2 separate regions of the Homo sapiens genome follow, and region 1 is linked to region 2. Evidence: chromatin loops called from intact Hi-C (ENCODE). Cell type or tissue: psoas muscle. All regions are shown on one strand. Links, peaks and the distances in the headings refer to the core of each region. The heading gives the core; the rest is flanking DNA. Region 1 has its middle 48 kb from the start of PLCE1. Region 2 overlaps PLCE1 (phospholipase C epsilon 1).

Evidence for each region. A loop is a pair of places that touch in the nucleus more often than their neighbours do. Peaks named below come from ENCODE experiments on the same cell type or tissue, not always from the same donor. Only the 100,000 strongest peaks of a DNase experiment are listed, where the experiment ranks them.
Region 1: a loop joins it to region 2, with 2.0 times the contacts of the local background. A loop is called at or near these places in 2 of 110 quality-filtered maps.

What each region holds. Positions count from the first base shown.
Region 1 is chr10:93,938,309-93,953,884 of GRCh38, forward strand. No RefSeq gene overlaps it. Among named protein-coding and RNA genes, the nearest start is that of PLCE1, 48 kb to the right of the region's middle. In psoas muscle, for the core only: no CTCF peak of the experiment used is centred there; a DNase peak (open chromatin) is centred at 8,923; H3K4me3 peaks cover 339 bases; H3K27ac peaks cover 3,659 bases.
Region 2 is chr10:94,126,250-94,141,825 of GRCh38, forward strand. PLCE1 (phospholipase C epsilon 1) reads left to right here. Exons shown (of 33, transcript NM_016341.4): 3 at 5,925-6,210. It also overlaps the pseudogene HDAC1P1. Among named protein-coding and RNA genes, the nearest start is that of PLCE1-AS2, 25 kb to the left of the region's middle. In psoas muscle, for the core only: no CTCF peak of the experiment used is centred there; a DNase peak (open chromatin) is centred at 7,192; H3K27ac peaks cover 1,695 bases.

The DNA.
Region 1 (15,576 bases), core at 4,970-12,969, 190 kb before region 2:
AAGGCATACTCATAATCAAATCACAAGAAGGCACTCGGACTAACCTCAAGTGCCCAGATCTTAGTTTCTACATTCTACTAATCAACATTCTGTAAAACAATAGGCAAGTGCTCTTTCAAAATGTTAAAGTCATGAAAAACCATGGAAGGCTGATAAATCATTGCACATTAAATGACACTAAAGAAACATGATAAAGAAATATAATGTGCTATCCTGGATTAAATCCTACATTAAATGTATAAAAAATTGCTATATTCTTTTTTTTTCCCCAGCTCTGTCACCCAGGCTGGAGTGTAGTGGTGCAATCACAGCTCCCTGCAGCCTCAGTCTCTGGGACTCAAGTGATCCTCCCACATCAGCTTCCCAGGTAGCTGAGACTACAGGTGCATGCCACCACAACCTGCTAAATTTTTTTTTTGTATTTTTTTTTCAGAGATGGGGTTTTTCCATGTGGCCCAGGCTGGTCTCATACTCCGAGGCTCAAGGGAATCTATCTGCCTGCCTCAGCCACCCAGAGTGTTGGGATTACAGGCATGAGCCACTGTATCTGGCCTAAACATTGCTATATTCAATATTAGTATAGTAGTAAAATTTGAATAAGGGCTTTATAATGGGTAATATTAGATCAATGTTAAATTTTCTGAGTTTGATAATCAGACTGTCCTAATTCTAGTTGATCTTTTCAACTTACTCTCAAATGTTTCAGAGAGAAAAAAAAGAAGCGTATGTGTGTGCATGAGAGAGAGAGTGGGAGAGGTGGAGAAAGAAAGCACAAATGTGTCAAGGTGCTAATAAAATGTGAAGTCTTCAAATTTTTAATTTATAAAGAAAAGAAATTATCTCATTCAAATCTGTATCCTCAGCATCTCCTAGCATTGCCCTGGAATATAGTAGATGCTCAATATATGTTCATTAAATGCTTAAATGAAATGACAAAATCTGATCAGGACTCTTACTTGCAAGTGATAAGACATTCAGTTTAAACTGCCTGAGCGTAATAGAACTCAGTACATTAAACTGCAAAATCAAAGGGTATAGCAGTTGGCATAGCCAGATTCAGGTGTTCACTTGATGTGATCACGATCTGGACTCCTCTTTCTCTCTCAGCCCTATTTTCCTTTGTGTTGGCTTTACTTTGTGTTGGCTTGAATGTGTCCCCCACATTTCATATGTTAGTATATTTGGAGGTGGTGAGGGCCTTTAGGGGTAATTAGGATTAGATAAGGTCATCAGGGTAGGGCTCCCATGGTAGACCAGTGGCTTCATAAGAAGAGGAAGAAAGACTTGAGCTGGTATGCTCTTGTCCTCTTGCCATGTGATACCCTCCACCATGCTGTGATGCAGTAAGAAGGCTCTGACCAGATGTGGATCCTTTGGCCTTGGACTTCCCAGCCTCCTGAATTTAAGAAATAAATTTTCCTTCCTTCCTTCCTTCCTTCCTTCCTTCCTTCCTTCCTTCCTTCCTTCCTTCATCCCTCCCTCCCTCCCTCTTTCCCTCTTTCTTTCTCTCTCTCTTTCTTTCTTCTCTCCCTCTCTTTCTTTTTTTTTTGAGACAAAGTCTCACTCTGTCACCCAGGCTAGAGTACAGTGGTACAATCCTGGCTCACTGCAGCCTCCACTTGTGTTCACTTCCTAGGCTCAAGTCACCCTCCTACCTCGGCCTCCTGAGTAGCTGGAACTACAGGTGTGTGCCACTACACTTGGCTAATTAAAAAAAAATGATTTTGTAGAGATGAGGTCTCACTATATTGCCCAAGCTGGTCTTGATCTCCTGGGCTCAAGGGATCCTCCCACTTTGGCCTCCCAAAGTGCTGAGATTATAGGTGTGAGCCACCATGCCCTGCCAAGAAATAAATTTATTTTATTTATAAATTACCCAGTCTGTGGTGTTTCATTATAGCAACCGAAAATGGACCAAGACACTCTCTCAAACTGACTCTTCATATAGTGGCACCATATAGCTCTCTAGTTCAGCAGAAATAAACATTCTTTTGTCCAGTTGTTTCATAAACTTCCACTACTAATCTCATTGACCTGATGTGAGTTGCCAGAGAGGATGAAAAATGCTAATGAGCATATCTGAGACTTGAGACTTTCACCCAATCCATGTGAGTAAGAGAAGGGTAAGTGTAGTTCTCTAAGGAAATCAGGTGGCATAATGAGGCAAAGCCAAGCCACGTTGGAACCAATGATGTTTCGTAGCTGGCACAGAAGGGGAGGTGAGTGAGCAGTAGGTGGTACACATATAACAAGCCCTTTACGGCAGTGGTCACAAGTTGGCAGCCCATGGTCCAAATACAGCAGACAGATGTGTTTTGTTTGAACTCCCTGCTGTGGTTTGAAAGTGTCCCTTCCAAAATTCAGGTGTGGCCAATGCAATAATATTAAAAGGGGTATCTTTAAGAGTTGATTAGGCCAAGATGGCCCCTGCCTCGTGAATGGAATTAAGGCCCTTATAAAAGAGGCTTCATGCAGCACTCAGCTCACTTGCCCTTTCGCCTTCTGCTGTTCCTCCCCTGCGGAGGATTCAGCAACCAGGCGCCATCTTGGAAGCAGACAGCAGCTCTCAGCAGTCACCCAAATCTGCTAGTGCCTTGATCTTGGACTCCCCAGCCTCCAGAACTGTGATAAAATCAATTTCTGGTTCTTTATAAATTACCCAGCCTCAGGTCCTTTTGTTATAATAAGGTATTTCCTGTTTTAAAAACTGGGAACTTTTTTTTATAGCATCCAGATTTCTGGCTACTCTTGAAAACTCAAGAAGATCTGGCAACACTGAGTTCACATTCTCACACAGGAACAATTGGCTGGAGCTGAGTAGCCTTAAAGAAAGAACATCCTCCGTAGAACGGCATCCCCCTCACTCCCAATTTTCTCATGCCTGGCCCAAGTCTCTCATTTACGTGACCGGTGGGCTCTATGGGCACTGAAGCCTGTGACAAGTGAAGGGGAGCTCGCGAACTCCTAGCAGGCTCTTTGGAAAACCCACTTAGCCCTTAGCACCTCCCTGTGGCCTCTTGCATTCTCCTCCTTCCAGGTTTCTATTGTCAGCAAAATTTTGAATAAAGATTTCAGTAAAATTTTGAAAAGAAGTAAAGGGGCTCAGAAATTTGGCAAAACTAAGTTTATACTTGAAAACTACAAAATAAATAGGTGGAAAAAAACGTTTTGCCACAGTTTGCCTCAAAGGGTTCCCACACCCCTGCATTAACTAGAATACTTTAGAAGCAAAGGCGAATGACTATTCCTACCCCCTTCCTCTCTCACCCACACCCGCAAAGTCCTAGAACTACAGTCCCTTTAAGGACATCAGTATGAATATTTTTGTTGTCTTCCTTCTCTAGTATTTTCAGAAACTTAACACATGCTGGACGTAGCAGGTGCGATTCTAATTATAATGTGAGTGGGAGTCCACCGAGCCAACTATTTCAGAAGGGCTTTGAAAGTTGTATCAGAGCATCGAGCTGGTCGCAGCATTGTGCTGCCTGAGCTGCAGCCCATTTGGGCATAGGTCCATTGACTGTCAGCCTCCTTCTGGCCAGTTAAACCCTTGAGAGCTAGGAGTGAGTTAAAAAGAAGGAAAAAAAGCCAGCACCTGCTCCAGCTTTGGCAAGAACCCTAAAATAGAGCAACCATTTCTCGTGAGAGCTGAACACAGTGTCTGCAGCTGCTTGCTTTCCTATCGAAAATCAATTTCTATCTATTAAATAACATAAATAGGATAGCCTTTCTCCCTTTCAAATTCATCACTTTTTTTCCTGATTGAAGGAATCTTTTTGAGCACTTCCGTGTAGATTTGGAGTGAGTGGGGAAGGTTTTTTTCTTTCCCCTGTCAAAAACCATCAACCCATGAAAAAGAAGGAATCCACTTGTAAAGTTTTTTTTTTTTTTTCAGTTGACCACTTTTACAAGTAAGCATAGAGCTTACTGTTTCTTGTTTTAGTTTTCTTTCCCAGGCAAACTGCGGAAGAATAAATGAAAAATATACACGGGAACCTAATACTTCTCTTCAGTAAATACCCAGTCCTCAATAAAAATAGGCTTCAGTTCAGTATAATAGTACACACATAGAGAAAATGGCATGGAGAGAAAAAGGACAAGAAAGAAAAGAGGATAGAGAGTGTATGGTCAAAGATGGGAAGAAAGAGGATAAAAGTTGATCCCTTGATCAGACCACTCCCCACTCCAAACAACCTTGGTCCCTAAACTCACCTTACATCCTAATTCTGTAAATGCCACAGCTCTTTAGCTTGGTCCTTGAGCCTTCCACACACTTGGTCTATTCAGTTGGGTTGTTGATCACCTGGATGCCCTGATAAAACCAACCTTGTTTCCCCAAACTTGTCTCAATTCCCTGAAGAATAATAAGCACGCTCAAGGAGAACTCTTCCTACAATAGGTTATTCATCTTAATTATCCAGATCTTTTCCCAGAGTGCATACAATTTTATTTATTGTGTTTTGGATGGCTCATTCTTAAGAGTCCAGAAAAAGTATATTACCAGCTCTCTATAAATGCATCCATTCAACCAGCATTTCCTGTTTTCCTGTTGAATGCCCTCTGAGATACTGAGAACTATTGGACTCAAGATGGCATTTCTCACCTCCTCCAACATAATTCTCTAGTAACCAGACCATTAGGCATTCTGTCAAAATATCTTGTACGTGGCCCTATCATTTCTTTTACTTAAGTAAATGCAAGTTGCCCATGGTGAAGTTAGCCAAGCAGAATACATCTTACAGGGAGAATTATCTATTCCTTAAACTTCACCCACAGAAAATAAGATGTTTTAGAATGTGTACATTTTTAAAATAGTTTGATTTGAAGTGCCAAGGAAGGGAAAATATTTAAAAATGAGTTCTGAAAGACAATAAGGCAATTATAAGTCATTATTAAAGTAAATAAACTTTGTTACTTCTTTCCTCTCACCTCCCCTTTTCACCCCATTGATTCTGCAGTGTCTCTTGGAAAAATAAAAGCACTGTACACAGAGAGAAGCTAAGGATAGAGAAATGCATTTTAAAGTCCATGAACTCAGTAACTTATCTTCTCTCTGCCTGTCCTTTTGTTTAGGCAGGGACTCAGAGTCAGCTTCCACTGTGCCTCTCTATCACTGGTCTTGGAACCTTCCAGTTATATTAGATAATCCTTTTATGGCCTGGCATTCTTAGTGTCAAATACAATTACTGGTTAACCTGATGGCTGTCTCCTCTCATGAAGAAAGTTTTTACAAAACTTGCCAAGACCAGGTGAAGACTAGACCAGATCTAGTCTCAGAGCTCCAGGCTCCTCCCTGACCTCTCTCTGGTTCTGACAGCAATGACAGGGCAATGCTGCCAGCAGGCCTGGGTGAGGGAGACCCCTGCCCTGATTCTGTTTATTTTCTGAACTTTAGGCCCAGAAGTAAAGCCAAATGTCTTCTGCATGCTGTTGTGAAACCAGTTAATTTTCAGATCTATTATAAGGGCAGTGGAGTGATTTGCACAAAAATCATGCCATGCCTCTACTCAAAAGTCTCCAGCAAATGCCCATCTCACTCAGAGAAAGGCTACTACTGTCCTTCAGGGGTCTACAAGCCTCACCAGCACATACCCACCCCACCTGGCTAACTCTCTAACTTCCTCTTCTTCCACCTCCCCCTTGGTCTCTCTACAGCCATGTGACCCTCTTGCTGTTCCTCCAGCATCTCAATCTTTTATTCACCAATGGGCCTTTGCATTTGCTGTCCCCTGTGCCTGGAATGCTATTCCCCCAGGTACCCACAGGCTTACTTTCTCCATTCCTTGCAGTCTCTGCTCAAATGTCGCTTTGTCAGTGAGACCTTTCTTGAAGATACTTCATAAAACAGCAGGAGCCCGCTCCCACAGTTCACATACCATACAATACACTCATTTGAAGTGTACAATTCAACGACTTTTAGTATTAACAGAGTTTGCATCCATCACCACTATCAATTGTACAACATTTTCATCACCCCAAAAAGAAAGTCTGCACCTTTTGATCATCATTACCCTCTGACACACCAATTACTCCGGTTCCCTAGCCCTAGCTGACCACTAATCTGCTTTCAGTCTCTATATATTTGCCTATTCTGGACTTTTCACATGCAGGAAATTATACAATATACAGTCTTTTGTGATGGGCTTTTTTCACTTCTCATAATGTTTTTAAGATTCATCCATGTTGTGGCATGTATCAGTACTTCATTGCTGCTTCTTGGCAGATAATATTCCATATGGATATACCACATCTTAGTCCTCTGCTTATCGGTAGATGAACATCTGAGTTGTTTTCACTTTTTGGCTATTGTGTATAATTCTGTGAAAGGCATTGTGAGCAAGTTTTTATGTGGTCATATGTTATTTCTCTTGGGTACATACCTAGAGATAGATCCCCATCATTTGTGTTATGCTTTATTTGAGCATTTGTTACCAACTGAGGTATTATATATTGACTTGTTTTCTGTTTTATTGCCTGCCGTGCTCCCACTAGAATATAAGCTCCCTAAATGCAGGATCTTGACGTGTTTTGTTTGCTGCTTAGAATAGTGCCTAGCCCAGAGTAACCATGCAACAAATATATGTTATATGAGTGAGTCAAAGAATGCTAAAATCAGAGCAAACTTAGGGGGAAAAAACTATTAATTCAATAAACCAATCATGTGTACATTAAAATTCCACTTGTGGGAAGAAGTCTGGAATAACAACTTTCAGGGAAGTAAAAAAATTCCAGAACTGCCACTAGCCTGTGCCTTAGTCAAGTGACTTCCTTTTGGCTTCAGTTCCTCCCCTTTAAAATATCAGGGTAGAACTAGTATTCCTGGCTCCTTCCAACTCCATGTTCCTTAGTGGTAACATAAAAATGAATAAGTGACTTGATTTGCTCACACAGGTATTTATTTTTCATTCATTCATTCATCCCAAAAATATTAAGTGCCTTCATGAGCCAGACACTCTTCAGGTGACTCACTGTGCATATCAATATTTATAGTCAATTTGGATAATAATTATACCATTGCTGATTTAAATTTCTTTTTTAAATTTCATCAAATATAGCTGGGTTGGGCTCTTTAAAAATGAAAACTATCTCTTAATTATTTTAAGTTTTAAAGACATGGGCATAAACTGGAACTAAAAAAAAATTAGTATCAACACAATGTAAGTTTATTATTGTTTCTTGCTTCAGTATGTTCCAGTTTCATGCAGATACAAAATGCATCCATGTGCAGAAATGGAGAGGGGATAAGTGGGGTGAGGGATAAAACGTCTAGGTCAGACTCAGTGGCTGTGGCTTTTGCTCTATGGGACTACAGTCTACATTCCGAGCACTCACCATTCACAGCTGCTACCTCTTCTTGTGTTTCTCATAGTCTTCATATACTGAAGGTTTGTCTGAAATGAGGTGAGCTTCTCTATTATTTCTTTATCCATGGAGTTTATTCCTCAATTTGGCATAATTCCTCAAGTGTTGAGGGGCAGGGGGAGTAAGAGAGCTGAAGAGTTTTTTTCTTCTATTGACACCATGCCAATGGGTAAGCTGTACACTCTGTCTCCCTCGTACCTTCGTTTCCTCCTTAGGAAGACAGTGGATTTAGAATTTAGATACCACTGTCTACTAGGTTGAGCATGACCATCTGCAGAAGTTAGAGCAAACCAAAGCAGAGAGGCCAAAGGCATGAGAGGTTCTTTTGTACAACGGCCTTGTTTTTGCTGGAGAGTTATGCTTGCCAAATTGCTGGCTATGTTCCTGGACCAAATATTCCAAAATGTACTTTGTCAGGAGAATTTTCTATGATTAAGTCCCAAGGACAGTTTTACATAATCTTCCCACTACATGATTTTAAGAAAGCATTTTGGGAGAGCAAAACGAACCTGGGAAGTAATACACAAATGCCTCATTCAACAAACATTTGTTTACCTGTGATGTGCCAGGCTCTGAGCAGGTGGTGGTTAATGTTTTCTCATCTAACCTGCCCTGATTCTCCATGAGATGAGGATCACTGGCTTGCTTTGTTTTACAAATGAGGAAACTGAGGCTCAGAGATGTTAAACAATTACCTCAGCTAGGATTATAAAGGTAATAGACAAAATCTATGGAACTCCAAGGAGATCCTAGGAAATAAGTCACTCTTATGAAATAATTCTTTAAAATATTTCTTAGTATTTTATTATTACTTTAAAGATAAAAAAGAGTTGACTGTAAACTAGTTATATGTACTGGTCACAAACAATGGAACCAGCTCTTGGTACTAGAGAAAACAAATCAATAAGTAAATAAACAAGCCTGGGAATTGAAGAAAATGTACGATGAAAGAATAAATCTTAGAAAACAGCAGGAACTAAGGGGTTCAGAGACCCTTAATAGAAACAAGCATTACCCTTCAAGATAAGTAGGTTTGATGATTTTCAGCCATTTTAAAACTTTTCGTGCTCTACTCCACTCAAATTTCAGAGAGTGAATATTGGAATGATTTAGTTTGGGACTTCTGCCCATGCCGTGGTCAAGGGAGGGACACTTGACATGTATGCTGAATCTATGTTATTTCTGACTGGAGGTGAGTATTGGTTTTCTTAAGCGAAAGCTGGGTGTTGTTATCAGGAGAAGGGAGTGGAGAGGCCAAGCGGGCAAAACAACAGATGTCCATGAACCTGGTGCCAGGAATGTGGCCTCTCCATCCCCTTGGAGGGATCTATGACATGGGTTTGAGGCTAGGGGCAGATATAAACCATGAATAGAAATAAAGATAAATGCTGGATCAAAGCTGTGGCCCAGGTCAGGAAGGGGCAGGCCTGAGCCAGGAGAGATGGATGACAGAGAGGGCACTTGGAGTTCTGAGGTGTGAGCAGCTGTATTTTCTGATACGCACTTCATCTAGCCGCCTGCACCGAGAATGTACCACATGGTCAGTAGAATGGAATGTAGGGCAGACACCAGCCCCTCGGAAGCACACAGAAACCTGATATAGTGGCTTCAGCCGGATGCCTAATTCCCTGTGGTGTCCAACGAACGGAAATATGAGGCTGGCCAGGCCATGTGAGAGAGTAAGACCAGCCAAGTGAGAGTTATCAGGGCCGAACTGCACATTTAGGTGAGACCAGGGAGGTTAGCTGAGGCACAGAGAAACTGCCCCATTCTCTTTCTTAAGCGGAGGCTTACCCGGCTAGCAACAGAGAGGGGTCCTCGTTGAGGCAGAAAGTGCTGGCACCAGAGAGGGTAGAGGAAACTCCTGTGATAGATGCATGAAGTGCAGTCTCATTTGGAGCCAACAGCTGGGGCAAAGCAGCAATATGAATTACCAGATATAAGAGGTCAGTTTGAGACTGTGGTAAAGAATGAGGCAAGAGACCAGAAGCTTTGATAAGAAACAGGTCTAGAAACACAGTGGGAAGTAGGATGGCTTGAGAAAGTTCAGTATACAAACTGAACTGCCCAAGAAACCAAAGCCTTGTTCTCATTGGGTGCTGGTCACATGACAGGGGGCTAGGCAACCAATCAGACCACTTAATAGTATAGAGCTGGGTTGGAAAAAAATAGGCAAATACTCTAGGTCTACCTGGGCACCTTGTCCAGAGAGGACATCCACTGAAGTGAACTGCAGGCAGGAAACAGAGGTCTGAAGGGGAGAAGCCAGGGTCCTACAGTCAGAGAGCCAGCCAGGTGGGCACTAATCAGTACGATAGATCCCTGCTCCCAATGCAGATATCCATCGAGGGAGGACACCAGGTTGCTGGTCTTGGTAATGTTTATTAAGTGTGAGCCTCTGTCTAATTGGGCAAGTGTCAATTCTTAATCCAGCGCCTTAGACCACTCGGCCACCCTACCGTGGGCAAGTGTCAATTCTTAAAAGTGAGATGATATTTTCGTAAAACAGTGGTTCTCAGCCATGGCTCACACTGGATTCATCTGAGATTTATTTGTTGTTGTTGTTTTGTTTTAAAATGGGAGTGTCACTGTATTACCCAGGCTGGATTCAAATTCTTGGGCTCAAGTGATCCTCCAACCTCAGCCTCCCAAGTAGCTGGGATTATAAGTGTCACGCCCAGCTCTCACCTGGGATATAAACAGATTGCTTCCTTGGCTCCACTGGTGAGTGTAATTTATTTAGACTGAGGTGCAGCTTGGACTTTAGAAGGTTTGAAAAGCTCCTCAGGTGATTCCAATGAGCGCTCAGGGCTGAGAAGTGCTGTACTAGAGCATTGGGTCCCAATGAGCATTCATTGAGACATTGGCCCAGCAGGTTTTTGTTGAAAACTAGGTTTCTCATCCAAAAAAATTAGGGAGGTAATACATAAAGTATACATTTTTTGGAGACTTAACTAATTCTGAGAAGTTATTCAGTAAAATAGCTTTTCCCCCCACTTTATTTATTAAGGTAACATTTACATCCATATTTGAAGCATATGGTTCAATTAATTTCAACAAATACATACGCCTAACAGTTGGGGAACCTAGATACAGAATACGGAAGTTCTTGTCCTGGCTTTGCAAGTTTTCTGTAAATTGAAAATTATGTACATCAAAATTAAAAGCTAAAAAAAGTATACACTTGTAATACCACCGCCTAAATTAAGAGAGAGAACATTTCCATTACTCCACAAAGTTCCTGGTATTCCTTTCTAGTTACCCCAAGACCTTCTCCAGAGGCAATCATCCTAAATGATTTTTATCACCATAGCTTAGTTTCACATATTCTTATAGTAGGTACTAGTTTGTGCCTGCTTCTTTCCCTTGATACAATGTTTCTGTTGTTTTGTGAATCACACTAGTTCATGTACACTGTGTGAACTAGTAGTTCATTCCCATTATAAATAAAGCTGCTATGAACGTTCTTTATACCAGTATTTTTGTGGACATACTCTTATTCCTCTTGGGTGCAGCAAGGTTTTCACTGTGTGTGTGTGTGTGTGTCAAATAATATATATAAATATACAGATGCTGAGAAGTTCAACTAGGAGTGCAATTATAGCTACCAGTAGCTATCTGTTTAGCGGTAAACTCTTTTCCAAAGTGATCATACCACTTTATATTCCTGTTATCAGTGTATCACAGCCAGTTCATATATTTTCTGATGCTTGGTATTTAAATCTTAGTTAGTCTCATTGCAGTTGATGTGAAGTGGTACTATATCATGGTTTTAATTGCATTTTCTTGATTACTGTTAATGTTAAGCACCTTTTCATGCACTTATTGAGTGTTTATATATTTTTTATGTCAAGTATCTCTTCAAGCCTTTTGCCTGATCTTTTTTAGTTTTGTCTTTTTTATTATTAATTTGTAGTTCTTTATATATTCTGATATCAGTATTTTGATGTGAGTACTTTGTCAGATATATGTATTGTGAATATTTTCTCACAGTCTATGAATTGTCTTTCAATTTAACTATTTCTTTAAAAAAGGAAAACTACATCTTTTGATTAATGTTTTTAATTTTGTTGAAGTCAAATTTGTCCTGTTTTGATGTCCTAAGAAATCTTTGCCTACTTCATGGTCATGAAAATATTTTCCTACATTTTCTTCTACAGGCTGGATAGATTTATCTTCCACATTTAGATTGATCACTCATCAAACAATTGATTTTGTATTCTACATGATTGTTTAACACAGAATTTCCCAAACATTTCTGGCCATAAAATCTATTTCCCTATATAACACCTATCTCCATTCCAAGGAACTAACATAATGTACACTGAGAAATGACTGTTTTATTAGAGGAATCAGTGTAACTAAATATGTCTGGATACCATCAAATCCATTAAGTACAATCTGGGCCCAGTGAACAAGACACAAAAGGCAGTAAGTTAAAAAGAGGTTGTAACAGACTTGACATACCTGGGAGAGAACTCTTTTCAATTGAGCTTAAAGCCTATAAATACTCAAAATGTGGAAAATTAACAACTATCAACTAACTTTTCTATCAACAAACTAGGCCTTTATCAATAAGATGAATACCTTATTTGTAAGCCCTTGGGGGATGAAGACTATGTTCATTTATCTCTCTCTCAGCACCCAGAACAGTTCTGGGTATATACTAAACACTTAATAAATACATTTGCAGTTGAAATACAATATTTTATAAAGGATATACATCAAAATGTTAAATTATTCTTTTGATGGTGAGACTACAGGTTACTTTTATGTTCATTATTTTAGTCTTTATTTTGTATTTCAACAATGATTGCACTACATATGGTTTACTAAACAGATCAACAGATAAATATGTATCATTTTACTGTACTCTGTATCTTTTTTGCATTTTATATTTAAAAGTGAGCTTTGTTTATAAGAAAATAAACAAGGAAAAGTGCTTAACATTCTGAAGGGAAATCACCTTTAAGTTGTAAAATGAACTTCCTTTAAATTTTAAAAATATTTATATTTAAAATACCCCTTGGGAAAGACTATTAAGTCTCCATTAGGAGACAAGACAGAAGGTTTAGTCTCATCATTTCTTATTCTTCAATTAAGTAATTTAACATTAACACTAAGACCTTGGAGGTTGTGCTTGAATTTGAGAAACTAATAATTGATGGGACTAATGACCAGGAGCCATGATGTATGTTTTGCAAATGCCTACAGGCAGCAGCAGCAGATAAGGAAAAACATAACTGAAAGCTTTATAAAATGGGCGTGAAGTATTGTTTACTGGTGGATGAGAACTGAATATTTGGTCTGCTGCTTCAAAATCTAATTTACCTTGAAACATCAAATACTTAGCTTCTAAACTGATGGTTGAAGAATACCAATAGAAGTAGCTCATTAAAATTCCCTCATCTCAAGGAATTCCTTTAAAAAACCAAGAATTTGTTTTTAAATTTTTATAATATACAGTGGCTCTAACCAAGGATAACCAAATCATGGGCCAGTGTATTTTTTGTGTTTAATCTGTCACTGAAACTGTTGTGTCTTTTCAAATATTATTAGATTTGTGGGGTTTGCTAGTTTGTTTTTGAGACAGAGTCTCACTCTGTTGCCCAGGCTGGAGTGCAGTGGCACGATCTTAGCTCACTGCAACCTTCGCCTCCCGGGTTCAAGTGATTCTTGTGCCTCAGCCTCCCAAGTAGCTGGGCTTACAGGTGTCAGCCACCACACCTGGCCTGTGTTTGCTTTTTTGTTTAGACAGTTCATACTTTACTTGTATTCACTACAAAACCCTGCACTATCAGACAACACAATAAAGAGAGAGCGCTCACAGTAAAATGTCTGTTAATAAGGATGTTTTGACACAGGACAACTCATCACCATAAATGAAAATTTTACAGCGACACGTGAGAGGATTTCTTTTCACCTTAGAATGTGAAGCAGTTTTCTTTACTTATTTTCTTACAAACAAAGCACACTTTTAAATCTACAACGAAAAAAAATATAGCATGCAGTAAAATGATATGTATTTATCTGTTGTTCTGATTTGTAAACTATATGTAGTGCAGTCATTGTTGGGATACCTAAGTGGTTGCTATTTATTGTTTTGATTAACATGAAAAATGAAAAGAAAGAACACTTTTAGATGTGAAAGGAGCATTGCAGATGACAGACTTCAGTAATTGCTCCAGCAGACTGCAAAGGGCTAGTTTTACAGCAAGAAACTGGATAACCTGGTTAAATGTTTCATTCATATGACCTATCTGATTAGGGGTGGGCTGGTTGGAATCTGCTGGGCCTGAGGTTAATTTCTCCCTCATAGCCTCAGACTATGACAGAACAACCTCTTCATGCCCTGTGCTCCACTGTGGAATTTGTGATCCTGCCCCTCAGGTCAAAGCTATCTTAAAATGGCAAGAATAGCAGCAATACTGAGTGAGGCATTCAAAAGGAGGAGAGCTGGCTGGCCCAGGCTGCTGGCGTGAGAGAGAGATGAAGATGTTCTTGTCAAAAGCCCGGCCAGGATCTTTTCAAATTTATTATCATAAATGCCCTCATGCAGCCATCCTGCTTTCATCCAGTGGAGTGGGTGGGAAGCAGAGAATCAGGAAGAAATGAGAACACTAAGGACCTGGAGAGTGAGGAGGGCTTCAGTACAGGATACGCTTTCTCTGGATCTCAGATCTCAAAATGATCTAGGGCCCATAATCCCTGAGTCCTCATTTGGGTTCAATAAACTGACCTGAGGGATCCATGTAAGTGTCTTCCAAATTATTTTGAATACTCTGAAAAAAATACTCTCTAGACTCACACAACATTTCTAACACCAAATGTGGGGCATGGAGGGTTCCCCACACCAACCAAGTCTCCCGACATGGGGGTGGGGTGAGGCGGGGTCGGGGAGGGAGTGGGGTCCTACAATTTAATTCAATCCTGACACTATCTACCAGATGAGTAGCCTCAGATCCCACAAGTGAAAAGGCTCAGTCCCACAGACTGCCCCTACTTCAGGTGCCAGATGAAAGTGCGGGCCTTCCTTACTTCTGACCAATCCTCTATAAACTGAGGGTTTCTAAGACCCCCCTCCCCCCAGGTTTGATAATTTGCTAGAATAGTTCAGAACTCAGGGAAACACTTTGCTTACATTTATTAGTTTATTATACAGGGTATAGCTCAGGAACAGCCAGATGGAAGAGCTACACAGGGCAAGGTCTGGAGTTCAAGGTGAGGAGTGTGGAGTTTCCACACCTTCTCCAGGTGCCCACCCTCCCATCACCTCCATGTGTTCACCCACCTGGAAAGTCATCAAATCTTGTTGTTTGAGAGTTTGTTTTTTTTTTAATTTTTTATTATACTTTAAGTTTTAGGGTACATGTGCACATTGTGCAGGTTAGTTACATATGTATACATGTGCCATGCTGGTGCGCTGCACCCACTAACTCGTCATCTAGCATTAGGTATATCTCCTAATGCTATCCCTCCCCCTCCCCCCACCCCACCACAGTCCCCAGAGTGTGATGTTCCCCTTCCTGTGTCCATGTGTTCTCATTGTTCAATTCCCACCTATGAGTGAGAATATGCGGTGTTTGGTTTTTTGTTCTTGCGATAGTTTACTGAGAATGATGATTTCCAATTTCATCCTTGTCCCTACAAAGGACATGAACTCATCATTTTGTATGGCTGCATAGTATTCCATGGTGTATATGTGTTTTTAACAGCTTGAATTCCATTCCTCATCCCCTGCTGAGGGGTAGGTGAACTGGGATGAAAGTCCCAAATTTCTATAATCCTTCTGGTGACTGGCCCCATCATGACACTATCTGGGTCCCACTCTAAATCACCTCATTAGCATAAACTCAGGCATGTTCGAAAGGGGCTCCTTGCAAAGAACCAAAGACACTCCTGTCATTCAGGAAATTCCAAGGGCTTTATGAGCTCTGAGCCAAGAACTGAGACAAAGTCCAAGCATATTTCTTTTTACACTACACTTTTTTTGATGATGGAACATTTATGCTTTCAGGGAATACATCTGAATTTTGGAAATAGCCAAGCCCATTCAATTCTAATCAAGCTAGACCAATGATGACTTTCATTTGGATAGCGTGTTTCATTTCACAAGGTGTTATCACAATGCCTTGTATTATTTAATCTTCAGGACAACTCCTGGAGCAGGTACAGTCATGCACCACACAATGACATTTCACTCAGTGATAAACC
Region 2 (15,576 bases), core at 2,479-10,478:
GGAAGGATCCATTCACAGTTTGCAACATTGATCTATAGTTCTCTATATAAAGCCTACATCTCTAAAAACTTAGCAGTGACCAAATATAACAACTTTGACTCCTTTCCTTTCCTCCCAATGACTTCAGCAAGTCCTGTAGAAATATATTTTGATAATATATAATAGCCTACAATTTTTTACTAATTTATTTGGTCTACTTGTTTATTGTCTGCCTTCCCCATGAAAATGAAGCTCGTCTTGCTCACTGGTAGAACACCAGCAGTTGAGCTTAGCACAGTGTATGTGCTCAGTAAATATAAATCACTTGTTGAGTAAATGAATGCTCACATAGCTGTCTAGCAAGTGTGGATGCCATGTTGTGATGTGTTGGATTTTGTTTCAAAAAAGATATTGGCCTATGTAGGGCAGTAGTCTGTCTAGTTTTCAGAACTTTCCATCACCATATTAACCTTGAGTTTCTCTCATTTGTGACTGTATAATTTAAAACTATAAATCTTCACATAAAGGAAGCATATTTGGTCATTCATTAGACTTAACTTGACTATTTTCAAAAGGAATTGAGAATGGCCATGAAAGGAATTATCATGAATAAAAACAATAACAACAGCATTGTAAACATCACCTAAACCTCTTACCAAGATCACCCCTAACAGTGTGATCTTTATCCCACTGTTGGGCTTTGAGTGTGACAATGGATAGTGCAATGGATAAAGCTGGACCACAGAGTTAGAGAAATCTGGGTTTCTATCCTGGCATAGCCTCTTACTAGGTGTGTAAGGCTGACTGTATTTCTCTACTTCTCTAGGCTTACTTTCCCATCTACAAAATGAATCAACTTTATAGATTAGTGTGTGGATTCAATTGTTATGTAATTAAAATACTTATTATGGTTCCAAACACATCATCATTGTGTTAGTTAACATCTGCTGTGTAGCAAAGGACTCCCAAAACGTACCGACTTTTCACAACAATCATTTATTTAGCCCATGATTCTGTGAATTAGTTGGGTAGTTCTAGTCTGGATCAACTGATCTCTGCTGGGCCCTCTCATGCATCTGTGGCAGCAGTTGGACTGGCAAGTGGATGATCTAGGATCCAGGATGGTTTCATTATGTGTCTGGCTGTTGGCAAGTTATCAGCCAAGGTGACAGGGGTGACTGGGCCATGGTCTTTCATCCTCCCGCAATCTAGTTCAGGCTTCTTCACATGGCAGTTGTTGCAGAGTTGCCAAAAGCAACAAGAGAGAGCAATCTCCAATGTACAGGTATTTTTCAAGACTGCTTGCATCATATTGGCTAAATTTCCATTAGTTAAGGAAATCACAGTTCCAGCCCAGTGTCAGTGAAGGAAATAATTCGCGGCCATTTTTGTAGCCTGCCACAATCCTCATCATCACTGTCATCATAAAAACTAGTATTTGTTGAGCATTTACTAAGTGCCAGATGCTGTTCTAATCATATTACATTTATCAAAGCTTGTAATTCTAGCCACAACCTTATGAGGCAGATACTATTATATCCTATATTGGCGAAAAGGAAACTGAGGCACAGAATGGCAAAGCAACTTATCCAAGGTCACACAGCTGGGAAGCATGGGAGCTGGAATTCAAACCAATGCTCCAGAGCCATACTTGTAATGACCGTTCTCTACTGTCTCTTCTTCACACTCTACATGTGGGCTTTTCCATGATTCCTTCTTTTTCATAAGTGAGTGATCTAGGAAGAGATAATACCTTGACTTTTTTTTTTTTTTTTTTTGAGACTGAGTCTCACTCTGTCACCAGGCTGGAGTGCAGTGGTGCAATCTCAGCTTACTGCAACCTTCGCCTCCTGGGTTCAAGTGATTCTCGTGCCTCAGCCTCCCGAGTAGCTGGGATTACAGGCATGTGCCACCACACCCAACTCATTTTTGTATTTTTAGTAGAGACGGGGTTTTACCGTGTTGGTCAGGCTGGTCTTGATCTTCTGACCTTGTGATCCACCCACTTCTGCCTCCCAAAGTGCTGGGATTACAGGTGTGAGCCACTGTGCCTGATCAATACCTTGATTTTGACAGGTTCCCTGAACATTGCCATATCTACCACCAGTTTGTCCACACTTCAGCATTTTTCCAACAAAGCACCTTGAGTTTCTCTCATCCTGGATTGGTGTGACTGGGATGCATCATTCCAGATCTTGGTAGTAATTTTTGATCTCTTTCTGGTTCTTTGTGGTGAGGGTATTGGCAATCGTGATGGAAGTTCAGAGCTTCATTCACAGAGCACTTCATCTTTTATTTCTTCAGACAAGTTTGGGGGCTTGGAAATGTGGCTGATAACGATGTTGAAATATTACTTAATATATACATAGCATTTATATATGTTTATTAATAGTTTCTTGGAGGTGATTTGCAATACCTTTTGATATCAGAGACTATGGCTTTCTCTCTATCCTCAGCAACTAGCACAGGCAAGAGCACACAGAGGACACATTGGAGGAGCTCAGTACATGTTGTAAATATCTACATCCGTATCTGTATTTTATTAAGACAGGGTCAAAAACACATATACTAATGGTGACCAGATATTGGCCAGGTGTGGTCACTAAAGAATGGTGGGCACTGGCATCCAGTGGAGAACTCATGCCCCATCTAACAGTAGAAGATCTAGCCATTTGATACCATGTAGGAATGCTCAGTGTTACCAGATTGTTTCATTATTCAGGAGATGCTGGAACTTCAGATGTATATGTAAAGCTTTCCTGAATTTAAACAGGGTATGTCAGATGAAACAGGTCTGTTGACTGAATCTGGCCCATGGTCAATTGATTTGTGACCTCCCTACATTAGGCACTTGTTGGCACCTTTCTATTGCATTATAACTGTCCTGAAGGCCCGAGGTGGAAGGGGAGATGCAGAATAAGGCGGAGATGGAACAATGAGATGACAAGAGATGAAAGACTTCAAGAAGGATGGATGATTGCCTATTTCAGAGATTCTGCAGAGGGCAAAGAAATGGGAATAAGAAAAGGCTATTAGATTAAAGTAAATTAATTATTTGGCACAGCACTACGTCTACAGGCTGTGTTCTTTAAAGAAATGATCAAATAACATGGGAAATAGTTAAGCAAATTAAAATACTTTGTTTACTCTGACTCTCGTAATTGTCTTTAATATTCTATTATGCAATGTAAATCTCCAAAAGGAGAAGAGATTTACTGAGATTTTTTAAACTTTCATGATCAAGGAGTCCTTAGGTCATACAATCCCTTGTAGATAGAATGTTTTGAGGAAAACACCTTGGAAAAGCTGGATAAGAGACTGAATGAGTCACTGGGAGTCTATGGAGGCCTGATGTGGAGACTGGAATGCACATGGTAGTGAGCAAATGCACAATGAGCCAGCGCAGCAGCTTGGCAAGTAAAGAAAGTAGGCCAACCTATTAGGAACTAGGAATTGCCAGCTTAGTAATCTTTTTAAGACAAAACCATTTTAGCATTATTCCTTTGCTGAAAACAAACCAGCGAAAACAAAAACAAAAACAAAACAAACAAAAAACAAAAAAAAGCATCAAGGGGTGCCCTCCTCTGATGGGTGAAATCTCCTTGCTTTAACATTCCAGGTCTCCTTTATCAGGCCAGCTGACCTTTCTTATTCCCCAGTTGTTCCCTGGCCTTTCTCATTCCCCAGTTATTTCCTATGCTTACTCCCTGCTCTAAACTCCACTGGCTGTCCTTATTGCTTGCATGGTGAGTTGTCTCCCCAGCTGCTCCAGTTAGAGAAATGCCTGCTTTCCAAGGCACAGGTCAAACCCTGCTTTGCCTATTAAGCCTTCCTTAGCCATCAAGCTACCAGTCAGTTCTTTTCCTTACACAACTGGATCAGTTACTTCTGAAGGACTTGCATGGGACTTAGTGTGTTGGAGATGGCCTGTATGATTTGGAGCCAAGAGAATAAAACTATGTCTTGAGATCTGCAGCTCTCTACCCCCATTTGCCCTCACAGTACACCCAAATAGGGTTAGGATAATATTGCCCAGAAACACAGAAGAGCAAGGGCATAACTCCAATCACATTGCATTTCATAGATTGTGGTCTATAGTTATACAACCACCTATTATTCATTGAGGGTAAAGGAGTGTATTCTCTTTTATAGACTTGCTCAACAGTAAAGAGCATCATTTCTAGACACTAGGCTGAGTATGTTACATGTTTATCATGGTGAATCCCAGAATCTCCCTAAGAATAGTGTTATTATTCCCATTTTACAGAGGAGGGAGCTGTCTTGAAACATTCAAGTCAGCTTGTTCACACTTAATGACCAGCTCTCTATCTGGTGAAGGTCGAGTCAGGTGTACCTGACCTCATGTACCTGACCCCAAACCTGGGCTCTTTCTGTCCCAGCACACCATCTCCATGGCCATGCTGGCCACTAGAAATTTAATGACAGAGAATTAAAGGTAAGAATCACACTGTGCCTTCAAGTGGCAAATATATACCACCAGACAGAGGAAGACAGATAAAATCTAGTTAGGGTCTACACAGTTTGAATATCATAGGACTCGGTGCATTCTGGGGTATCATAAGGACCTAGCACAGCTCAAGAGAGGCCCTCTTGAGTGAGATTTGGAGGATGCAACATCATGGGGGCACATGCCTGGCCCGCAGGGCAGTGAGAGTCTTCTACTCCCTGGCCATTCGTCAGTGTCACCGAAGGAGGTGACCTTCATTTCCACCCTACTCTAAGCTCTTGGCTTTTCTGTCTCCTTTACTAGACTGTGAACTCTGAGGAGAGAAACTATTTTATTTATCCAGCCCTGTCATAGTTTCTGGTATATAAACAGTAACTATTTGTTGGTTTGATGAATGAATGACAAGTCAGCCAAGGCAAGGTGCTCAAGGTGACATGATAGAGACAGCATGATAGAGACAGCACCTTTATTCCCCCATCAGAGAGCTGGATTACCTCACTGCATGTTATGTGTCTCCTCCGTTTGTTTATACACTATCCAGAAGTCTCTGGCTTCTCAGAATGCTTGACAAATTCCAAGTCCTCCCTTCAATAATGTCAAACCTTATAATTTTCAGGCCTCATCGAAGATTGTGAAATCCTGCAGCAGCACAAGAGGTGTCTGCTGCCCCTCACACTTTCCCCACATCTTCCAACACACTGCCTTGCACAGAGCAGGGTCTATATACATGCACATTGAATGACTGCATTGAAATAGATTGGAGACATGGTTAGGAACCTGTCCTAACAGTGCAATCTTCTTGAGACAATGCTTGGTGAATTCGGGTGATAAAAGGAGAAGAAATCAGGATAGTGACAGTGACATAGATGGGGCAAGAAGAGTGAGCAGGATCTGTCAACTTATTGGATATGGGAGGTGAGGGAGGAGGAAGAGAAAAAATGATTCAAATACTTTGATCTCAGCTGACAGTTTGAAGGATTATGCCCAAAGGGGAAATAGGGAAGTTCTCTTTCCCCATGACCCTCTCATCCTCATTTCAGTTTAAGCATGGAGAAAAGATTTCCCATAAAAGTCAGGCTGAAACACTCCATGGAGGGAGACAGACCTGGGACAGTCATTCAGTAATGTCCAGGAAAACCAGAAGGAAAGGTTTGCCTTCATCTCTCTGCAGAAGAGCTTTGCTCTGCTGAGGAGGAGAAATTTGAGCTGAATGTATTTCTGGTTGGTATGACTTGTAAGTTCTCTGTTTGATAGCAGAGTTGTTTGAATGACCTATTTTATAACTACACAGAGCTTTTCCAAATAGATGGTGTCTGTAGAATGTTCAGGTTAATGCATGAGCCGAGTGCTCAGAGTGTTTGCACTTGGAGCATCTGAGCCTTCTTTCTTAATAAGTCATCTTGGCATTTTGTCAACAAGTTAATTTGCTTTCCTAAGAAACTAGATTAATACTTCCTGTACTTTGTGCTATTCACAGATCTACAATGCAGTGAGAAGAGAAGAAACAGAAAATACAGTTGGATCTCTACTCCATTTCCTCACCAAGCTCCCAGCCTCCGAGACAGCCCATGGAAGGATAAGCGTTGGTCCATGCTTAAAGCAATGTGTCCGAGACACTGTATGTGAGTATCGCGCCACCCTCCAAAGGACTTCAATATCGCAGTACATCACCGGTTCTCTCCTAGAAGCAACCACGTCTTTGGGAGCAAGAAGTGGCCTTCTCAGTACTTTTGGAGGATCCACTGGACGAATGATGCTGAAAGGTAATGCCTGAAATTTCACTTTTAACTTTCTATCTTTGACTACAGAGAAGGATCTAAGTTAAGATTTATGTATCTCCTGATGGAAAATTAAGTTCACTTTTCAGCAACTTTAAGTAAAAGTCGCTTCTTTAAGAGAATATAAAAAGGTGGTCCCTTATTAAAATCCCCTAAGGTGTCAACATTCCAAATAGTAATCATTAAGATTTTGAGGCCGGGTGCGGTGGCTCACACCTGTAATCCCAGCACTTTGGGAGGCCAAGGCGGGCGGATCACAAGGTCAGGAGATCGAGACCATCCTGGCCAACACGGTGGAACACCATCTCTACTAAAAATACAAAAAGTTAGCTGAGGGTGGTGGCGGGCGCCTGTTGTCCCAGTTACTCGGGAGGCTGAGGCAGGAGAATGGTGTGAACCTGAGAGGTGGAGCTTGCAGTGAGCCGAGCTCACGCCACTGCACTCTAGCCTAGGCAACAGAGTGAGACTCCATCTCAAAAAAAAAAAAAAAAAAAAGATTTTTGAAACTTTTTTTCAAATGAAGTAAATGGTTAAAACGCTATCTTTAATTTTTTTTTAAATGATTCAGGCAGGTAGTTTCTCCTAGTGGTAGTTTATGACAAATGTCAATTACTATGACAAGATGCTAGGAAACAAATATAGTCAAGCAGTCATATTGAAAACCCACTGTGGTTGGGAGCAGAGTGAAATATAGATCTCCTTCATACATAGAATTAATAGGTGTCTATTGACCAGAAAAGCCAAAGGCCATCTTCCAGCTACTCCCATCTTAAAGGACAAGATAGGCAGGCATCCCACTGAAAGATGAAAGCCAATGGAGTGTGGGGTCCCTTGGCATATGAACTTCCCAGCTACTTCCCATGAGCAGCAGACAGGCAGGTCAGAAATGGCAGTGCACCAAACAACCTCAGAAACTTGTACACTGCATAGCTGTCACAAGCTGCTTGGCAGCCTTCCCTGGCAGGAAGCTGCCAACCAGACAGGGACCATGCAAAGCAGCATTCCACTGCCTGGGGGTTGCCAGAACTCAATCTGACAGCAGCTATTGTCCCTCCATAGCAGGTCCTGAGACCCAAGGCCAGCAGGCCAATGACCTTCCTCCTTGATCCTCAGCCTTCTCCATTCCTACCCACACACACACCCCTAGACAGGCCTAAGAGGAATACTGTAACCTCCTTGTGTACTATGTTGGGTGCCAAGTTGGTTTGTTTTCTGGAGTTGCCCGAACTTCAGGGGATTGGTTATAAATGAATGAAGAATAACAGAAGGTGTGGGAACACTAATGGCTTCATGTTTTTCAGCCATTCAACACATTTTTTGAGCCCCTATTAGGTGTTAGGTGCTGGAAAAGGAACAAAACATAATTCCTGCCCTCATGGAATTTATAGTCTCTAGGTGGTAAGCTGTTTTCCCTACACACAAGACTCAAGGTTTCTCCCCTCTGATGTGGCACCTAGAGAGTACCAAGCCTGCATTCTTCATCATACTCTTCCCAGGAAGTTGGGCTGAGATTGGCATGTGGAATTGGCATTGTTTTAATGCTTGTGATGGTATGCCAGGGCCTTATCCCATGAGTTAATCAACATGTGTAGACTAAACCCCTCCCATTTGGTTTTCAAAGTCTTTTTTTTTTTTTTTCTTTTTGAGATGCAGTCTTACTCTGTCACCCAGGCCGGAGTGCAGTGGCATGATCTTGGCTCACTGCAGCCTCTGCCTCCCAAGTTCAAGTTTCTCATGCCTCAGCCTCCCGAGTAGCTGGGACCACAGGCACACGCCACCTCGTCTGGCTAATTTTTGTATTTTTAGTAGAGACGGGGTTTTGCCATGTTGGCCAGGCTGGTCTCGAACTCCTGACCTCAGGTGATCCGCCCATCTTGGCCTCTCAAAATGCTGGAATTACAGGTGTGAGCCACTGCACATGGCCTTAAAGTTTTTATGTGCCTCAGTTAAACATATTTCTTTAACAATCAGTGGAATAAAATGGATTAAAAACCCAGATGGGTTTCTCACCACAAACAATGATAAGTATGTAAAGCATATGTTAGTTAGCTCAACTGAACCATTCCACAAGGTATACATATTTCAAAACATCATGTTTTACATGACAAATGTATACAGTTTTTATTAACTCATTTTGTGCTCAGTAGTGTGTAGGAAGAAACGGATCTCTAGGCTGCCCAACCAAGGCAGGCACGCCTCTAGTCTTCCACAGGTCTGTGGAGAGAAATAAGGAAGCTGCTGGTGTGTGCATCTATGGCCCTGATCATAATTTGACTTCAATTGTATTTGCACTTCCCTGTTCGAAATAGAACCTCATAGATCAATATTTCTAGCTCTGACACTCACCAGACTGTCAGCTAATGTGTTATCTTTAAATTGGCGTTTTATGCAAGAGTTGGAAGTTTCTTTAACTTTTTGCTTTGAAGCTCTTTGGTGATTTCTGAGAACCCTCTAGAAACTCCTGCTGAATAATACAATTAGCTGGTTGCCTTCTGCTCCAAGCTTATTTCTGTAGTTCTGACTTACTATCTTGGAAACATTTTTCAATTTCAGCATCCTCTCCCATTTGGTTTTCAAAGTCTTTACGTGCCTCAGTTAAACATATTCCTTTAACATGCAGTGGAAGAAAATGCATTAGAAAACCAGATGGGTTTCTCACCACCAAAAATGATAAGTATGTGAGGTAAAGCATATGTTAGTTAGCTCAGTTGAACCATTCTACAATGTATACATATTACAAAACATCATGTTGTACATTACAAATATATATAATTTGTATTTGTCAACTTAAAAAAATTAAGTTAAAAAAAAAGATGGGTCTTCAAAGTCAAAGAGTGTTTACAGAATCTGTAGGATCAGCATATTGGTTAGTGGGTCTTGAACTCTGATGGCCATGTACTCTGCCAGAGGATCAGGAGTACATGCAGCTGCTGTGATGTGGTTGTGAGCTTTTTTTTCTTCTTTAGTATGTGTCCTGTGGCATAGATTTGGCCAACAGCTTTTAGCTATTGGGGAATATATAATACACTCTTAGTCTTCAGTTTATAAATGGGTTATATTCTACAAGTTCATTTCCCAGGAGCGATATAGAACTTAGAACACTTTCCTGGATAAGCAGTATTAAATGTTGTGATTTGGTTCACAGACTCTAGTCCTCAAAAACCTCTGTAACCCATAACACAGTTGTGATCTGCACATTTCCCACGAAATAAAGAGGAAAACACTATTGTTGGAATACTGAGCATTAGCCTCAAAGAAAAAGCAATAGAAGTGAGTTAGAAGACATTTCTTGTTGAGGGGCAATAATTTTATTAAAGATGAGTAAAGAGTTAAACTTTTCAGAGATTTCGAAAAGGAGTTTTAGCCATTTCTGAGATTTTAGATGTTGGCAGCTGTAGCTTTTTGTTATGGCTAATTACACTTCAAAACTTGTACCTATATGAAGGAGTCAGAAAATTGCCCCAGTAATTTTTTCCTAATGTTTTTTAACGAGATGTTTATAAATGGTATGAAGAAGGATGGAAGGAGGTAGCACAAGATTTAAATTTTTCCCCAGAGATAAAGAAAAAGGAATAAGTTCAAAAGAATAACCTCTTCCATAAGAGAAAACATGTTTGAAGTGAATTAAACGGAGTTGGTAAAGGTAGAGAAAAAGGAACAGGGAAAAACAAATGCTGTATGATTTCCCTTATATGAAGTACTTAGGGTAGTCAAAATCATAGAGACCTTAAGTAGAAAGGTGGTTACCGGGGATGAGGAAGGGCAATGGGAATGGGGAGTTAGTGTTTACGGGCTATAGAGTTTCTGTTTTGCCAGATGAAGAGTTCTGGAGCTTACTGGTGGTGATAGTTGCACAGCAATATGAATTTACTTAATACCACTGAATTGTACACTTAAAAATGTTGAGATAGTAAATTTTATGTTGTATGTATTTTATCATAAGAAGAAATAATTGGGAAAAAGGGCATGTTTTGCAGGTCTTTCATCCCCCTCCCTAGTCTATTAGGATGTAAGAAAGAACCGAAACGCTCCTCTTCTGGAAGTGGTTATGATTATGAGATGGGGGTCGTGGTCACCTGTACTAGGCGAAAATAGAAGGAAATGTCCAACAAGTTGATCGTTATTCACAAGTCAAGAACTGGTAACTCGAGGCTTGATTGTCCAGAATTCTGCAGCCTTGGGGCTTTATGGATTGATACAGAAGGCCAATAATCAGAACACAAACATGCCTGCTTTTCTGCCTTCAGTGCCACCAAAGGTCATCTGCCTATAAAGCTGAAGGTTTGCCAAATAACCAGAGACACTTTCTTATGTGAAGCATTGATCCACAAGGATATGCCCTTATCATAAGTGTGTGCTGTCTCAAAGTGGAAAAATAGAGCGCCTTTACCTTTCAGTCAGGAACCTCCACTAGTTTGATACATTAAGATCCTTCTGGCCGGGCGTGGTGGCTCACGCCTGTAATCCCAGCACTTTGGTAGGCCGAGGCGGGCAGATCATGAGGTCAGGAGATCAAGACCATCCTGGCTAACATGGTGAAACCCCGTGTCTACTAAAAATACAAAAAAATTAGCCGGGTATGGTGGTGGGTGCCTGTAGTCCCAGCTACTCGGGAGGCTGAGGCAGGAGAATGGCGTGAACCCGGGAGGCAGAGCTTGCAGTGAGCCAAGATCACGCCACTGCACTCCAGCCTGGGCGACAGAGCAAGACTCCATCTCAAAAAAAAAGATCCTTCCACTTCCTGTCCCTGTGCCCTTTTCCCTCTCCCCATTAATCTTGTTAGAATCTCAGGACTAACACCTTATAGCAGTGGCAGTCAAAAGAATTATTGACTTCGATAATTAGGAAGAAATTTTCAAAGCTATCACCTGCTTTTTCTTTTCTTTTAATGTTTTACCTACTGAAAATTATAAAAACAAGATAAAGTTAAAAGGGAGAGAAAAAATTGAGATAACTGATGGTAATGTGAAGTACTAAAAATGGCAAAATTAGAAAAATAAAGTGATGACAAGAGGATTTTTCATATAAGGCAGCTAAGTGTTTTCAAATGTGCATATTGTACCAGCCAACATAATAAATTGAGTGTGTTAAACTCAATTTTTCCTTCTCAAATTGTTGCTGAGTAAAGCACATAAATTAAAGGATTAAGTGTTACATATAACCGAGACAAAACATAGTTATTCATATTTAAATTGTGTAATAGAGTGGAGGGAAGATGGACCTGCTGAGGCCAGCAAGACATCTGCCATCTTTCTGACAGATGGAGGCCAGCAAGATAGTGCAGACACAGGGTGCCAGGAGGAAAGTCTGTTACTACCATGATGAGAATGTTGGACAAAGCCACCCAATGAAGCTTTACCAATTCTGCATGATTCATAATTTGCTGCTCAACTACAGTCTCCACTGAAAAATGAAAATCTATTGCCCTCACAAAGCCAGTGCTGAGGAGATGACCAAGTACCACAGTGATGACTACATTAAATCCTTGCACTCCATTCATCCTGATAACATGTCTGAGTACAGCCAGCAGGCACAGAGATTCAACATTGGTGAGGACTGTCCAGTATTTCATGGCCTCTTTGAGTTTCGTCAGTTGTCTGTGGGCGGCTCTGTGGCAAGTTCTGTGAAACTTAATGAGTGGCAGACAGACATCACCATGAACCAGACTGCACCATGCAAAGAAGTCTGAGGCATCTGGCTTCTGCTAAGTCAATGATACAGTCTTGGCCCTCCTGGACCTGCTAGAGAATCACCAGGGGGTGCTGCATATTGACCTTGATATTCCACAGTGCATATTGTGCGTATTGACCTTCCATGCCACGGTGATGGCATGGAAGAGGCCTTCTATGCCACAGACTGGGTCATGACTGTGTCCTTTCATAAATGAGGAGAGTACTTCCCAGGAACTGGGGACCTATGGGATATTGGGGCTGGAAAAGGCAAGTATTATGCTATTAACCACCCACTCTGAGATGGGATTGATAATGAATCCTGTGAGGCCATTTTCAAGCCAGATATGTCCGTAGTAATGGAGATGTTCCAGCCTAGTGCTGTGGTCATACAGTGTGACTCAGACTCCATCTGGGGATCAGTTAGGTTGCTTCAATCTGAACATCAAAGGGCATGTCAAGTGTGTGGAATTTGTTATGAGCTTCATCTTGCTGATGCTGATGCTAGGAGGAGGTGTTACATCATTCGCAATGTCACCTGCTGCTGGACATAGGAAACAGCTGTGGCCCTGGACACAGAGATCCATAATGAGCTCCCATATAATGACTACTTCAAATACTTTGGACCAGATTTCAAGCTTCATATCAGTCTTTCCAATATAACTAACCAGATCACTAATGATGCCTGGAAAAGATCAAACAGCAACTGTCTGGGAACCTGAGAATGCTGCCCCACACACCTAGGGCCCAAATGTGGGCTCTTGCTGAGGATGTAACCTAGAGGAGAGTGACAACAAGGACGAAGACCCTGACAAGTGCATCTCCATCTGTTCCTCTGACAAACAAACTGCCTGTGAGGCCGGGCATCGTGGCTCATGCATGTAATCCCAGCACTTTGGGAGGCCAAGGCAGGTGGATCACCTGAGGTCAGGAGTTCGAGGCCAACCTGGCCAACATGGTGAAACCACATCTCTACTAAAAATAACAAAAGTTAGCTGGGCATAGTGGCACGTGCCTGTAATCCCAGCTACTCAGGAGGCTGAGGCAGGAGAATCACTTGAACCCAGGAGGCAGAGATTGCAGTGAGCTGAGATTGGGCCACTGCACTCCAGCCTGGGTGACAGAGCGAGACTCCATCTCAAAAAACAAAAAAATAAACAACAAATTGCCTGTGAGGATGAATTCTCCGACTCTGATGAAGAGGGAAAGGGTGGCTGCAAGAATTCTTCCAACTTCAAAAAAGCCAAGTGGGTCTAAACAGGATGAAAGAGAGAAAGACCCAGAAGAGAAGAAGTCACAGCAGAGAAGACCAAGGAGAAGCCAGAGGCCAAAGGGGTCCAGAAGGAGGTCAAGTTGGCTGAGCAGGCCTTTCCAGCTCTGGCTTCTTGCTGGGTCCCCTAACAACTTAGATTTTATATTTTCTATTTCTCTAGACTATTAGTAAATTTTTATTTACTAAACATAAATATCTTGGGGACTAGAGTGAAAGACAGAAACCAGGGTCCTGAGTCCAGGGCAGCTGTGCTGGGTGAGCTCTTCCAGGAGCTGCCTTGCCCCCCTTTCCTCCCCAGTTCTTAACTTTGAACCATAAAGGGAGCCAGGGCTGGGTGGGAGGGATACTTGTAGGTAGCCATATAGTAGTTTTGGAAAGGTGTCCTTATTAGCATTCTAGAAGGGGTGGCTGGATCTCCAAGGATCCTCTGTTCTTTCCAGGTTCCTAAGGTAATATTAGATGTTTTAGATTGGTTCTGTTCTCATACCTCCCCATTGTCCTCAAGTAAGCCAGGAAGCTCACACTGCCTGCCCTCTGTGTTCCTCCAATTCTGCAGGTGCAGATTGGTAGTCTAGTTTCCTTTTTTGGATACTATTTTCTTTTTGTGAGACTTTGTAATAAAATGGTACATTTCTATTTTTAAAAATAATAATACATTATGTATTAGAAAAAAAAACTAAACTGTTCATTTTTAACCAGTCTGAGTGTGTGGTATGTGTGTCTGTAGACTATATTTAGCTATATTAAAGTTATTTATCACATGTCAGCTATAAATAGAATATTGATATGAAAACAAAAATACCTTACAGATACAATATTTTTGTTTGAAAAGAGGGAATATTTTATTTCAGATAGAAAAGTCTACCAGCACTTTGAGAGGTCGAGGCGAGCACATCACTTGAGGTCAGAAGTTTGAGACCAGCCTGGCTAACATGATGAAACCTGTTACTACTGAAAATACAAAAAAAAAAAAAAAGTTAACCAGGCGTGGTGGCATACACCTGCAGTCCCAGCTACTTAGGAGGCTGAGGCATGAGAACTGCTTGAACCCAGGAGGAGGAGGTTGCAGTGAGCCGAGAACACACCACTGTACTCCCTCCTGGGCAACACAGTGAGACTCCCATCAAGTTTTCAACTTATTTTCTTTCACTACAATAAGCTTGTATATTCTATTTGTATCTTTCTCTAAAGTTAATAGCTTTGAATAAAAAACAAGAAGTTATAGTAGGAATACACATACACATTTGAACTACATGATTATAACTCGTAAATACTTTAGTTTGTAAAGGCTGGCTTAGTTGACTTCCTCAAAATCAAAACGATTACCCTTTACATGCCTACTAGGCAAGGAAGGCATGTGCATAGCTCTAATTCCAAGATTTGTTTATTTAAAGAAATATCCTGACTTGTTAGTATTGTGACCTTGAAATTATTTTCTTGGTATTTAAAAGTATGCTTTAATGTAATATTGGGTGTGTTTCTCTACCAGTTAATCAACTAAAAAGTATTCATTAGCTGCCCACTGTGGCCTAGTGCTATGGCACCTAAGAATGGAGAAGATCACATCTGGAAGTCTTCAACTTGTAAGATAATATTTCTCATTCCAGAGAAAATGTAATATTAGGTTTCAGGTCTACTGAAGGAGCCCTTACCACCTAAAGAGAATTCATAAAGTGCTAGGCTGCTACATTAAAGGTGGTATGAGTAGGTCATAGGGCCAGGAAGCTTGGTAGGCACAGGACAAAAACCTGTTTTAGGACCACAGGTGGTCAAGTATCATCCAGGAGTGTGACACTACACCTGGGTGTAACCTAAGAATATGACTCCATACCAGTTGTGACCAAGGAATGTGACTCCGTCACCAGGTGTGACCTGAACATAGCACTCCATTCCTAGGTGTGAATACACCCATTTTGAGCTGGGAGACTGATTCCATTTAATTCTCTTATGTGCCCTAATTTTGCTCCAAGAAACTAGCTTATGAAAGGAACAAATTATGGCCTAATTCTCCATAAAGTTTTGACACCAAAAAGAGAGAGAGGGAGAGGGAGAGGGAGGAGAAGGAGAAGGGAAGGTGAAGGGAAGGCGAAGGGAAGGTGAAGGGAAGGCTAAGGGAAGGTGAAGGGAAGGCTAAGGGAAGGTGAAGGGAAGGCTAAGGGAAGGTGAAGGGAAGGCTAAGGGAAGGCAAAGGGAAGGAGAAAGGAAGGCAGAAGGAGGAAAGAAAGAAGGAAGGAAAGAAGAAAGGGAGGGAGGGAGGAAAGAAAGAAGGAAGGGAGGGAGAGAAGGAAGGGAGGGAGGGAGGGGAAGGAAAGAAGGAAGATCGGGTAATTGAAAGTTGGTTAAATCCTAATCAATGCAGTCAGAAAGATGACTGGTGAGGATAGCAACACCAGACAGACACTTTGGGTT